Linked DNA regions of Homo sapiens: region 1 is linked to region 2. Evidence: read pairs that join two places in POLR2A ChIA-PET (ENCODE). Cell type or tissue: GM12878. All regions are shown on one strand.

Region 1 (2,500 bases), 58 kb before region 2:
ACACCTGGGTCTCTCTAACCCTGAGGTTCAAGAGTGTGGAGTGTGTGGTTTCCCCCCCGCCCCCCCCCCTTTTCCTTTAAGGAAAGAAAAGACTCTCAACCAAAAAGGGAAGAAAAAAAAAAACCCGACGTACCATTTCTGTCTTGTCTCTGGCTGATATTTGAGAAGCGCTGGGGAGGGGGTTGTGTGTGGGGAATTTGAAAAATCAATTGGCTTACACTTCTCCAAAGGCGAAAATTAACGGGTAGGAGTGATTCACGGACAGGCCCTCCACTTTCACATCGCTTTATTTTTGTCTCTCTCTTTTTTTTTTTTCCTCCTCCTCCTCCTCCATGGAGCTGCCGGTCCCCCAACATCGTGGCCTGGCCAGACTGGACCTTGGGGCTGGTGCTATTCTGGGCTAGCCGTGGAATCCCCTCTTCTGTTCCCCGGAATCAAGGCACCCTCTGCGCCCCGCAGAGGCCGAGGGGATATTCCACATCTGAAAATAAACCCAGGTTTCTGTGCGGCTTCCTGTTTCCTTCTGATTCCCGCGGATCCCACCCTGGTTGGGGGTTCAGAGCCTGGATTTTTGGATCATGGGGACTCCCTCCTCCGGTCCCCATCGCCGTAACTGGGGCTGGATCACAAATGTCCCGTTTCATGGGGACAGATTTCATCTCGTACTCTTTATGTTATCTGGGTGGCCTTGCTCCTTTTAAGTTGTTTTTGATCTTTGCCATAAGCCCCTTATAGGAAGGGCCAGCTGTCTCCTGTTCCCCCTACCTGGAGAACTGAAAATTCCCCTTTTTCTCCCAGATCTCACCTGCCTGCCTGCCTTCCTTCCTTCCTGGATGACTTCCCCTCTTCCCTTTCAGTTCTCCGTGCAGGAGCTTCCTCACTTACAGAATGAGGTTACCCCTCTGGGTTCCAGGTCAGAGCCCTGACTTGAGCCACCCTCCTCACTTGAGCTGTGCAAACTAGGGCGGGTTGCCTGACCTCTCTGTGTTCTCTCATCTCTAAGATCAGTACAGTCGCAGTCTGCGTCGCGGCGAGCCTTGACATGAGATGCTGTGGGTAAACATGCCTCCCCTGGCTCTCAACGCGTCCGCAGTCAGTCGCATGCATCCTTCCTTCCGCTCCTGGACACCCAGAGGGGTATCCGGCGGGCGGAGAAGCCATGGCTCTGGAAGCCTGGGACCCTCGGATGAGGCAGGCTGTGGGGAGAGAGGCTGGGAGGATGGCCCATCGTCGCGCTGTCACGTGGGTAATTGAGAGTTTGCGGAAATTCAGGGGTTCTGGGGAAGCGAGGTTGGCGCGTCTGTGTGTGTATAATTTAATGCCGCTTATAATTAACCCCCGTGATCAGCAAATGAGGGGATGTCGGGGGGATAATAACAGCTGCTCCGACTATTTAGAGTTGGCGCCCCGTGCCAGGCCCTCTGCTAAGTAAGCAAGTCAGTAGCATCCTTGTCTCCTCCAACCTGCCGTCCCCTGTCAGCGGAGTTGCTGTGATCTGAGCCCTATTTTGCAGAGAGGGAAACTGAGGCACAGGGAGGGGCCTTCACTGGCCTGAGGTCACTTCACACAGCCCACAAGCTGTTGGCTGCCACAACCTGGATTCCTAACGCCTGGAAGGAGCTCTGCCCGATTGTCAGGGATGTTTGTTTGGACAGCAGTCCATCTGCTGCGGGGGCCACCTGAATCGCTACAGAGACACCCCCCGCACACACACACCCCAGGGCTCTTGACTGCCTTTTCTCAGAGGTTAAGAGCAAGGATGCTGGACTGAGGCTGCATGGGGTTCAAATCCCGGCTCTGCCGACTTGTTGGCTGTGTGACCTGGGGCAAGTTGCTCAACCTCTCTGTGCTTCCGTCTTCCTCATCTGTCTATGGAGAAGAGTAACAGTGCCCACCTTGAGGGATTGTTAGGAGGAAGAAATGAGTTAACGTGTGTAAGCACAGATTCAGAACGGCACCTAGAATGTAGCTGCCACCTCTATTCTGTTTTTGTTATTATTTTTGACAACATGGGAGCTACACTGATATGTTGAAGGACCTGCCCAAGAGGGGCTCTCCAGTGTCCACCCGCGCCCCGCTACCCCGCCCTCAGCCCCCCGATGGGGTCCAGCACCAGGGAGATGTCAGGATGACTCAGCCACTGCAAACTGGGGCGTTCCCCTTCACTGGCTGCTTAATCAAGGCCGCCCCACTTCTGCGGCAGGACTGGGCGACTGGCGGGAGCTGAACCACAGGGGGCCTGGATGGTGGACAGGGAGGACACGTGGCTGCCTTGGGAGCTCCAGGCACTCCAGGGACTCCACATGTGGCTCCCAACTTCCAGAGCCCCTGGTGGGCCCGAGTGATCACCAAAGGGGGGAGTTTGGGGGGGATTTGGGGGTTTAACAGCAGTCATTTGATGGGCACTCAGGAAAGTGATCGGTTGACAAGCATGGTGTGCGAGCGAGCATGCATGCATTCATTCGAATATTCACCAGTTCATTAATTCATTCATTCCATC
Region 2 (2,500 bases):
TCTACATTTATTTAAACACAAAACATGCACACGAGCCGTCTACTCATTTTCTTCACTGCGCAGCCTGGCATTGGGGTTGGTGACTCTGACGGCAGCTGGGCGGCCCTTTCCACGTTGGTTTTGCGTTTCTTGGAGGAAACACTGTGAGCGATCTCAGCACAGGGAGATTTGTTGCACATCAGCACTTCCAGCTCCTTGACGCTGGGGACCAGGAACTTCCGGAAGCCACTGGGCAGCATGTGCTTTGTTTTTTGTTGCTCCCGTAACCACTGTTGGGCATCAAGATCTGGCCCTTGAACGTTCTGCGAACCCTGTTGTCAATACCTCTGGGTTTCCCCCAGTTAACGCTTAATTTTGACATATTGGTCTGACTGGTGCCGGATGAACGCCTTGATCCTCTTTTTGACGATCTTGGGCTTCATGAGGAGTCTGAGGGCGGCCATGATGCTGAGGAGGAGACGGCTGCCACCTCCTTAGGCAGCGCCGAGGAAGGGAGGCTTTTCCTCCTTTTTTTTTTTTTTGAGATGGAGTCTCACTCTGTCGCCCAGGCTGGAGTGCGGTGGCGCGATCTCGGCTCACTGCAAGCTTCGCCTCCTGGGTTCACTCCATTCTCCTGCCTCAGCCTCCCGAGTAGCTGGGACTACAGGTGCCTGCCACCTCGCCCAGCTAATTTTTTGTATTTTTAGTAGAGATGGGGTTTTCACCATGTTAGCCAGGATGGTCTCGATCTCCTGACCTCGTGATCCACCCACCTCAGTCTCCCAGAGTGCTGGGATTACAGGCATGAGCCACCGCACCCGGCTTTTTCCCCCTTTTTATACTTATGTAGTATTCTGCTGCATAGATAGCCTGGCATTCACTTGATCAGTTCCTTTTTATTGGATATATAGGCTGCTTCCTAAGGGCTCTTGTAAGTATGTTGCAGCCCTCGGGGAAAAAAAATAAAAAAATTAGCCAGGCGTGGCTGTGGGTACCTGTAGTCCCAGCTACTTGGGAGGCTGAGGCAGGAGAATGGCATGAACCCAGGAGGCAGAGCTTGCCGTGAGCCAAGATCGCGCCACTGCACTCCAGCCTGGGCGACAGAGCGAGACTCAGTCTCTTAAAAAAAAAAAAAAAAAACACAAAACTCAGCAGTAGCTCCATTCATCTTAGGGGATACATTGTAACATTACTGTGTACTGTGACCGGAAATCTAGTGTCCCTCTGGGAGATGCAAAGGTTACTGTAAAAATAGTCGATAAAAAGGAAACAATGTTAATGAATTCTCCACAGATACTGTAGCCTGTCCCAGGTGCAGCTTGATGAGGTTGCTCTAGGATGTTAAAATAGGCATACTCACCTGCCTGGTGGCTCACGCCTGTAATCCCAGCACTTTGGGAGACTGAGGCGGGCGGATCACGAGGTCAGGAGATCGAGACCATCCTGGCTAACACGGTGAAACCCCCATCTCTACTAAAAATACAAAAAAATTAGCTGGGCATGGTGGCGGGCATCTGTAGTCCCAGCTCCTTGGGAGGCTGAGGAAGGAGAATGGTGTGAACCTGGGAGGCGGAGCTTGAAGTGAGCCGAGATCGCACCACTGCACTCCAGCCTGGGCAACAGAGTGAGATTCTGTCTCAAAAAAAACAAAAACAAAAAAAAAACACGTACTCCAGGCCAGGCGCAGTGGCTCACACCTGTAATCCCAGCACTTTGGGAGGCCAAGGTAGGTGGATCACTTGAGGTCAGGAGTTCAAGACCACCCTGGCCAACATGGTGAAACCCCATCTCTACTAAAAATACAAAAATTAGCCAGGCGTGGTGGTGCGTGCCTGTAATCCCAGCTACTTAGGAGTTAGAGGTAGGAGAATCACTTGAACCTGGGAGGCGGAGGTTGCATTGAGCCGAGATGGCACCACTGCACTCTGGCCTGGTGACAGAGCAACACTTCATCTCAAAAAACAAAAACAAAAACAAAAACACTCCTACTCCAGGCTTTATTGCAGAGACTGAATGAATACATCAGATCGTCATGGAGGGTGAAGAATGTGGATGTGAAAGCCAGGCTGGTTCAAAGGAGCACGTTCAGCTCAGCCACCGCCTGGCTGTGCATGTCCAGCCAAAGCAAGTCCCTTGCCTGGTTTGTGTCTCAGTTTCCTCACATGTAAAATGGGGATGGCAGAGCTGGGTATGGTGGTTGACGCCTATAAATCCAGCAGCTTGGGAGGCTGAAGTGGGAGGATTGCTCGAGGCTAGGAGTTTGAGACCAGGCTGGACAACATAGCTACTTGGGAGGCCAAGGTGGGAGGATCACTTGAGGCCAGGAGTTCCAGACCAGCCTGGGCAACATAGTGAGACCCCAGGCTGGTTTTTGTTTTTGTTTTTGTTTTTTGAGACGGAGTCTCACTCTGTCGCCCAGGTTGAAGTGTGGTGCCATGATCTTGGCTCACTGCAGCCTCCATCTCCCAGGTTCAAGCAATTCTTCTGCCTCAGCCTGCCAAGTAGTTGGGATTACAGGTGC

What was found. Peaks named below come from ENCODE experiments on the same cell type or tissue, not always from the same donor. Only the 100,000 strongest peaks of a DNase experiment are listed, where the experiment ranks them.
Region 1: POLR2A ChIA-PET joins it to region 2 with 5 read pairs; 3 of 35 experiments call an interaction of 5 or more read pairs at or near these places.

What each region holds. Positions count from the first base shown.
Region 1 is chr19:5,333,833-5,336,332 of GRCh38, reverse strand. The region is part of intron 1 of PTPRS (protein tyrosine phosphatase receptor type S); the gene reads left to right. Among named protein-coding and RNA genes, the nearest start is that of PTPRS, 5.7 kb to the left of the region's middle. In GM12878, a CTCF peak has its summit at 485; no DNase peak of the experiment used is centred here.
Region 2 is chr19:5,275,677-5,278,176 of GRCh38, reverse strand. The region is part of intron 2 of PTPRS (protein tyrosine phosphatase receptor type S); the gene reads left to right. It also overlaps the pseudogene RPL32P34. Among named protein-coding and RNA genes, the nearest start is that of PTPRS, 64 kb to the left of the region's middle. In GM12878, no CTCF peak of the experiment used is centred here; a DNase peak (open chromatin) is centred at 1,206.